Linked DNA regions of Homo sapiens: region 2 is linked to region 1. Evidence: read pairs that join two places in POLR2A ChIA-PET (ENCODE). Cell type or tissue: IMR-90. All regions are shown on one strand. Each heading gives the region's core, and the rest is flanking DNA. Links, peaks and the distances in the headings are about the cores only.

What was found. Peaks named below come from ENCODE experiments on the same cell type or tissue, not always from the same donor. Only the 100,000 strongest peaks of a DNase experiment are listed, where the experiment ranks them.
Region 2: POLR2A ChIA-PET joins it to region 1 with 5 read pairs; 2 of 35 experiments call an interaction of 5 or more read pairs at or near these places.

Annotation. Positions count from the first base shown.
Region 1 is chr14:31,089,254-31,093,655 of GRCh38, forward strand. It overlaps AP4S1 (adaptor related protein complex 4 subunit sigma 1), which reads left to right. Exons shown (of 6, transcript NM_001128126.3): 6 at 3,654-4,402. The coding sequence ends at 3,782. Among named protein-coding and RNA genes, the nearest start is that of STRN3, 65 kb to the left of the region's middle. In IMR-90, for the core only: no CTCF peak of the experiment used is centred there; a DNase peak (open chromatin) is centred at 1,688; H3K27ac peaks cover 2,184 bases.
Region 2 is chr14:30,936,882-30,941,283 of GRCh38, forward strand. All of the region lies in intron 5 of STRN3 (striatin 3), which reads right to left. Among named protein-coding and RNA genes, the nearest start is that of COCH-AS1, 49 kb to the left of the region's middle. In IMR-90, for the core only: no CTCF peak of the experiment used is centred there; no DNase peak of the experiment used is centred there.

The DNA.
Region 1 (4,402 bases), core at 111-4,110:
TTCTATATGGTAGTATTTTCTGGGGGAAATGTGAACACAGTGGCCCTTGGCCACTTACCTAATTTGGTGGGAAATTAAAGTATGAATAATGAGAAAGCAAGTTTTCCCACCCTACATATTTTGTTAAAGAACACTTAGCTAGAATATTTTTTAAAAAAAGAAATAAAATGAGAAACCAAGGGATCTGAGACCCAAATCTAGAGTTAGAAATTGTAGTTTCTAGGTTGGTCTCTGCCGTGGAATTCCTTTTGAGGTTCCATTTGAGTCTGTGCTGCTCAGTTTCTCACTTGTTAAAGGATAATTTGATTGCCACTATGGTGTTAAAATACTCATGATGGAAAAGTGTTTTATTTTCCAGAGATCAAAATTCCAATGTTGGGGCCAGGCGTGGTGGCTCACGCCTGTAATCCCAGAACTTTGGGAGGCTGAGGCAGGCAGATCACTTGAGGTCAGGAGTTATAGAGACCAGCCTGGCCAACATGGCAAAACCTCGTCTCTACTAAAGATACAAAAAAACTAGCTGGGTGTGGTGGCACATGCCTGTACTCCCAGCTACTCAGGAGGCTGAGGCACAAGAGTTCCTTGAACCTAGGAGATGGAGGTTACAGTGAGCCTAGATCACCCCACTCCACTCTAGCCTGAGCAACAGAGAGAAGCTGCGTCTAAAAAAAGATAAAATTCCAATGTTGGGACCATAAACATTTCAATCACTGTATTTATTTTTATTTTCATTTTTATTTATTTATTTATTCTGAGACAGAGTCTTACTCTGTTGCCCAGACTGGAGTGCAGTGGCACAGTTTTGGCTCTCTGCAACCTCCGCCTCCGAGGTTCAAGTGATTCTCCTGCCTTAGCCTCCCGAGTAGCTGGGATTACAGGCGTGTGCCACCATGCCCAGCTAATTGTATTTTTAGCTGAGACAGGGTTTCACCATATTGGCCAGGCTGGTCTCGATCTCCTGACCTCACGTAATCTGCCCACCTCAGCCTCCCAAAGTGCTGGGATTACAGGTGTGAGCCACCGTGCCCGGCCTCATTTCAATCACTGTAATTAAAAAGTTGATTTCAAGTGGCACTAATATTCCAGGAGCCCTACGATGTTCAATTCCAATCCACATGATGTGAAAATTCAGAAAGGCTCTTAGGTTTGTAGGTTGGGAGAAAGTGGACTTCAGTAACTCCGCTCTTTGGGAGATTGTTTCTAGCTCATGTCAGCTCAACCTTAGGGAGCCCATGAAAGAAAACAAGTTGCCTGAGGATCTTTAGAGTCAGTCAAGTTCATTATAGCCTGAAGGTAAGACTGTCTTTCAATAGCCATTCTGAGCTCACTACATTAGTATACCAACAGTCTGGGCCCTTCTTACTTCCTCCTATTTCAAATGTCACCATTGCAGTGTGTTTATTCCATGGGCTTAGCATATAGGGTATTTTTTGGTCCCTGCTTACCTGGCACATGGCCTAAATGCCATTACTCTTGGCCTCACCAGGGTGTACAAGTTGCTCATAAACCAAATCAAGATGTAAACAACAGCTGGATTCTTATTTTAAAAGAGTCACAAGATTCCAGGGGGAAATCAGCTTTCAGGCCTTTGCCTCACATTGGATTTGGTCTGTAGTTTCCCCATATAGTGCCAGAAAGCTGCATGATTATTAGAGTTTGAGTCAGATACACAGATACACAGGCACAGTCACATGTCCACAGTATACAGTGACCTCACTGAGCAACTCATGTTTCCAGGATGTTGGGAAATTGACTTGCTGGAGGACCTTGTCCTTGTTCCTTGTAATGTGGGGATGTCAGTGGTTTATATGATTTAGCAGTAAATTCTGATCTGAATTTCAAAACAATTGGGCAGTTGCTCAAGGGGACATCTGAACAGCAGATCATCTGCTTGCCAAAGATGGGGCAGTCCACAGAGCAGCTTGATCCCCGAACTAATTCATGGGTTAAAATTAGATTTCCTTGTATCTCAAAGAAAGTTATCTTGGAGAAGGCGACATTTTCAAAGGCACTAAGGCTTTCATTGCCCTTAGTGAATATAACAGGAAGGTTCTCCAGGCCATTTTTCACGTAGCCACCTGTGCTTCTTAGCTCTGCCTTTCTATATATACCTGGCTGCCATTCCCACTTTGTCTCACCTAAGTTCTGGCTTCTGGGTCTAGTGAACAGGTTAGAGTCAAGGGCCTAACATTCCAGTCCCAGTTTGGCCGTGGGACAAAGCAATCATCTGTATAATTGAAAGACAGTATTAATAGGTATATCAGAATAACGCTTTTTTTTTTTTTTCTGGGTCACTTAAGGACAGTTCCCATGGGTCCTTGGAAAACAGTTTATTCTGCTGGAGGACTATTTGCACAGAGCTTAATGAGATATTCACACAGAGCCTAATAAAAACTTTAAAGTCATTCACCATTTGTCCTATTCTGTGTAGTTGCACTTCACTAAGCAAATACAGTGTAGACTTTGAATATCTGGTCTGGTTGAAAAAAATCAAAGGGAACAATTCACTTTACAAAGATTTAATTTTGAACTCCGCTAGTGCATTTAATTACCTATTTGTTGAATGAAGTTTATTTGAAACAATCTGTCAACTGTTTTTGTTTTTGTAACAGACCAGGATCATGCTCTTTAAGTAGACAGAGAACTTCAGATATTAAGGTGTAAAACTGAGAAACATTCATTGTCATCATCTCATTCCAGTTCCCCTTCTTTCACCAAAGAAAAGTTAGGTATTCAGTTGAAGGGATTCTTGAGGGAAGTATTTAGTTCTTTGTGGTTTGCTAGACATCATAGTCTAACAATATTTTCTTCTTTCCCCATGCCCCATACTAACTTCCCAGTAAGAACACCTGTAAGCCAAAGTGGCTCCATCATTCTCAAATGACTTCTTAGAACTACCCATTTGTAAGAGATACTGTCTTGAAATCCAGAAATTTTATTATGCCCTGCCTTCTTCATTCATTTTCTCCTCATAGTTATTTTTACATCAGTCTGTCTGACAGAGAAGAAAACTGAAGGTACAAGGCATTTATTTTGGGGTGGAGGTTTGGGGGCTGAGGAGGGAGGTGTCTAGCCCCTCCTGAGGAGCCTATAAGCAGAGCAGTCAAGCCCAAGCTTTGGGTTTAAATTCAAACCTGGCATTTACTAGCCATGTGACCTTGGACTATGCTTTGAACCTGTTTGATCCTGGGTAAACTGAGGATAATATGTAACAACATACATCAGAGATTTGTAGAGGGCTGAAACTCAACACACTGTCTGGAACGGGAGTATTCAACAAATCGTTGCTACTGTTACTATTATTGTCTGGGAAGACAACACTATTTTTGAGTTAAGGTCATTCTCTTGCCACATGACACTGCTGTGTTCTCTAGCACTTAGTAGACCCCCTATCCCTTTGGTTAAAAAATGTAGCTGTTTCATTTTTATCCCTACTTATCCTGTTAGCTTAACCAAGGTGAAACTAGGTATGTATATATGAAGGTAACAATTTCTAATATGGATGCCAGTTTTAAATTTAATTTCAGAAATTTTGTACAAAAAACCTCATGCTTAGGCTAATTTACACTGGGAACACTCTAGGTTAAGCCATAAATTTTTACTGAATGTTAATAATTTTTAACTTTAAACTAATTTCCTTAATATAACCGTAGATAATGTTTAATTTGGATAAAGTACACATCATTTTGGATGAGATGGTGTTAAATGGCTGCATTGTGGAAACTAACAGGGCAAGAATTCTTGCCCCTCTACTAATTCTTGATAAGATGTCAGAAAGCTGAAAGGAAGTCTCTTCGAGACAATATGGATTTATCAGAAATGCGAGTACCGTGGAATACATCTCAACATGTTAACCCAGAAGAATCTGGAAGACCACAATTACAAAATGGGGTATCCTTCCAAAGACATTATAAATAGGCATTTTCCACAGTTCCTAAAAAGAAAACACAACTGTACTTTAAAATATGTACAAAGAAAAAAATTTCTTTAAACTGAGAGAGAAGTTTTATTTTCTAATTGTAAACATATCTGTCGCACTTTAAATTCTGTTGAGCACCTAAGGAACCCTTCTTGGTCTATGCTTCTTTTGCAAATTGAATTCAGGAATAGCAGGATGGTAGTGGGAAGAAAGTATGGCAGTTTTCCGTCAGCCAATAAAGTTTTAAAATTTAAACACAAGGCATTTTGAGTAACGCTGTTTTCTGAAAGCTATTTTTTTTTTTTTGAGACGGAGTCTAGTCTAGCTGTGTCACCTGGCACATTCTCGGCTCACTGCAACCTCCACTTCCGGGGTTCAAGCGATTCTCCTGCCTCAGCCTCCGAGCTGGGACTACAGGCATGCACCACCACACCTGGCTAATTTTTGTATTTTTAGTAGAGACAGGGTTTCACCATGTTGGCC
Region 2 (4,402 bases), core at 258-4,257, 150 kb before region 1:
TATAGTATTAGACACTCAAACACATATTATTAGTTCTCAAAATAAAACCATCATAAACAAGCAACTGAAACTTGGCCTTTCTTATAACTACAACCTCTTACAGTTTGGTCTAAATGTTTGAGGACTAAAACAGTAAATACCAAAGTTTATCAGGCGGGGCCAGGGACAGTGCTTCATGCCTGTAATCCCAGCACTTTGGGAGGTGAAGAGGGGAAGATCGCTTGAGCCTAGAGTTCAACACCATCCTGGGCAACACAGTGAAACCCATCTTCAAAAAAAAAAATTACCTGGGTATGGTGGTGTGTGCCTATAGTCTCAGCTACTCAGGAGGCTGAGATAGGAGGATTATTTGAACCCAGGAGGTTGAGGCTGCAGTGAGCTATGACTATATACTGCATTCCAGCCTGGGTGACAGAGCAAGACCCAGTCTCAAAATGAAAACAAAAAAACTTAAAAATAATTTATCAAGCAGCCCAGATTTATAGTAAATCAGATATAAAACAACCCAATCCATTTCACAGACTGTCTTAGCTAGAAAAAATAACTCAAAATCTATTAAATAAATACTTTTAAGTCTTGCAGAATCACTTATTTAACAGGTAATAGGGACAATATATATATTTTATCCACTTAACTAAATCTTTTAACTAATTTGAGTTTCTCTATGCACACACAAAAAAAGGTTTTCATACAGTTGTTTAAGTGTCTAACAATAAAGGCAGCAACAAAACAGTAGAAAATTCAGCTGAACAAAGACTTTCACCATGAAAATTCTCTGCTCTGCCACTAAGCAGCTGCTTGAATTTGGCCAAACCATTTAAATCTTTTGGCCTCAATTTCTTTACCTGTAAATTGTGGGGGCTGAATTAGATTATCTCAAATGTTTTTAAATGTCTTTACTAAGAGTACATGGTAACAAAAAGAAAAATAATATAAAACTCAGGGAGGGTTTTTGCCCCCCTCTCTGACTGGTTCCCTCCATTAGTCCAAATTAAGCATGTAATACAATTCAGATTATAGTCGTCCCTTGGTTTCCATGAGGCAGTGGTTCTAGCATACATACCTCCCTATCATGCTGAAGTCCCTACGCACATTCTCCCTGTAGTATACTTTAAATCATCTCTAGATTATTTATAATACCTAATACACTGTAAATACTACGTAAATAGGTGTCACACTGTATTTTTAAATTTGTATTATTTTATTTTTTAATTGTCGTTTTTTTTTTCAATGTGGTATTTTCAATCCATAGATGTAGAACCTACAGATAGAAAGGGTTGACTATATTTTTTAAATAGCATTAACAAAGAGTTTTAATAGGTTGTACTATATCCCACCCAATCCAGCACACTGTTTAAAGGAACTGTATAATGACTGAATGTAGGAGATGGTTTCTTCAAATGCAAATTAGTAAAAACAACCACAAATCTACCACAACAAAATATACTTTCAGCTCAAAATTTACAATATAACTTAATATTTGGAGAGTAAGTGAAAGGCAATGAATGCATTTGACAAAAGTAGCATATCAATGATACAATAATTTAAAAGAATTTTTTTTAAAGATATATTTGTTTTGAACTTTGAAAAATTAAGTACTGCTGCTCCTTGGATAGAAATTTCTGTCTCTAAAGTAAGAGTACCTCCTGTTTCCAGGTTTTAAAACTGTATTTAATCACAGCAATACATGTGCATGGCTTTAAAAGTCAAATGGAACACAATGCATAAAAGAAAGAATTGGTCAATCAGATTTCACCAAAATTAACATTCGCTCTTTGAAAGACACCAAGAGAATGTAAAGAAAAGCCTATAAATTGTGAAAAAATATTTGCAAGTTATATTTCATGAAAAACTTGTGTCAAGGGGTATATAAAGAACACTTAAACCTTAACAGTAACAAAACAATAAAAAATGGGGAAATATTTCAAATAGACATTGCATCATAACGATAGGTGGAATGCAAATAAGCATATGAACAGATGCTCAACATCATTAGTCTTTAGGGAAATAAAAATTAAAGGATCATAGACTATGAAAGGTCTCAGGTTTTTCCCTGCCTTCATGCTAACAACCTAGCCTATTACTGTTTCATGGATCCTGAAATAAGTCATAAAATTGAGTCAGAGACAAGAATTCTCCTCAGGAGCACAGAAAGTAATAGGATCATGTTTGCTGAATTTCCTTTGCCCAAGTCCCACAAGGGTGGCAAGGAGGTAATCAGGTAGATGTTACACTTACATTTCATTTGAATTATAGCGGAGGAACTCTGAGCTTAGGGAACTTGAATCATTTATACTGAACAGTAAGCATGACTTCCCAGAAGACTGTCTCTATCTTACAAGGTTGTTTGTTATATAAATATCCTTAAATAGATAGTCCAGAATAAAAGGGCAATATGTGTCTCTGCTCACAGGATGTTTAGAAACAGATCAGTGGAGAATTGTCTCTAAAAAACAAAACAAAAATGAGGTAGGGTCACAAACTTATAAGAATGACTAAAATTAAGGAACGCAGTCTGGAGTGGAGTTGATGAAGAGTAGAAAAAGATTAGAAGAGTTGCTGAGCTGAAGAATGAAATAAGGAATCAGCCAGTGAAGAAAAAGAAAAGGTTTGTCAGGCAACTTTTAGAGCTCTACTGAAGTTAGCTAAGAATAATTTGGGGATCATGAGTATCGTCAATCTTTTGCTGTTGCTGCTGTTGCTGCAGTTGCTAAAATGAAGTTCTGCTTGCTAGGAAATACTTAGGAGAAAAAAAGCCAAATAGTTCTAAATAAATTGACAAGGCATACAATGAGTAACAAGAGAGTCCCCTGCCCCATCCTTCTCTATCTTTGATTCCTACACACTAGGAACAACCATTTTTAAACTTATTTTTAAAGAAGCTTCCCTTTGTTATTTACCCTATTTTTTCTAAATAACATGCTCAGATTGCTATTTCTTGATAAAAATGTAGTTCCCTTACAGTCTCCATCCCACATCCACACTTCCTCCCATAACAGTAATATAGTTACATCAGTTTACTTTTGGCTTTATTAATATTCCATGGTTACACTGTAAGTACATATTAGTATGTCCATGTAAATCACATTACAATGACTCTACTTCCTTTCTTTTATATATAGTTTTCCTGAAATAACTGCCTAGTGTGTTTTTTTTTTAATTGCCTGGTTTTCCAAGGATGTTACCACTATTCTCCTCTGAAATTTTCCAGCAGAACTGTACATCTCCTTTCAAAATCCTCAAACACATAAAGCAATGTATTAATTTCATATTTTCTAAGAAACGTTCCTTCCAGTGTTCTGTCCTCCTTCCATTCTACTCTGGCTAATGTCCAGGCCCACTGCACAACTGTTTCCTGAAATTTCCTTTGCCTCTCTTTATTAGATATCTTTTTTCTTGGATCCTACACTTTCTTCCTTCTTGACTTAGTCTCTCAGAATTCTGAGAAACATCTCCAATAGCTTCCTGAGAAAAAATGAAGGGTAAATTTGAGGCTTTCATATCTAAATGTCTCTTTTTGCTATTAATACTTTCACAAACAATACAGTACTTGGCTCAGTATACAAATCTAAATGGAACTCACTTTCCCTCAGAATCTTTAAGGCACTGCTCTCCTATATTCCAGCTTTGAATGTTAATTTAATAATGCCTGATTCCTAGTCTTTTCAATGTAGTCTAATTTTTCTATCTGGAAGATTTTAGAATTTCCTCTTAATTTTTAGTGTTCATGATTATGGCCGCTGTATGGATCTTTTTTCATTGATTTTATGGAGTAACTGGAAAGAATCCTTTCAATCTGGAAACAAACATCCCTGGAAATACATTCTGAAAATATATTCCAGAGAGTTTTCTTGTATTACTGTTTTAATCAAGTTTTCAACACTTGATTTGTTTTCTCTTTTTGAAACTCCTAGTCCGACATTGACCCTCTCAACTTGATCTTTGAATTTTCCTATCTTTTTGGTCCTAACTGGTGTACTGTCTACATGGGTGCCATGGTCTGAATGTTTATGTCCCTCAGCAAAATTCCTATTTTGAAACCTAATCCCCAATATGATGGTATTAAGAGGTGGGCCTTTGGTAAGTGGCTAGGTCATGGGGACAGAGTCCTCATGAATAGGATTAGTACCCTTATAAAAGAGGCCCAAAGGAGCCTGCCTTTTCCACCATGCGAAAACCCAGTGGGAAGTCGGCAGTCCGCAACCCAGAAAAGGGTCTTCACCAGAACCCAACCATGCTGACACATTGATCTTAGACTTCCCAACCTCCTGAGCTGTGAGAAATAAATTTCTATTGTTTATAAGCTACTCAGTCTACGGTATTTTGTTACAGCAGCCCAGAAGGACTAAGAATATGGCTATCTCTTGTCAAGCTGCTGACTTAACTTCTGCATGATAGGACA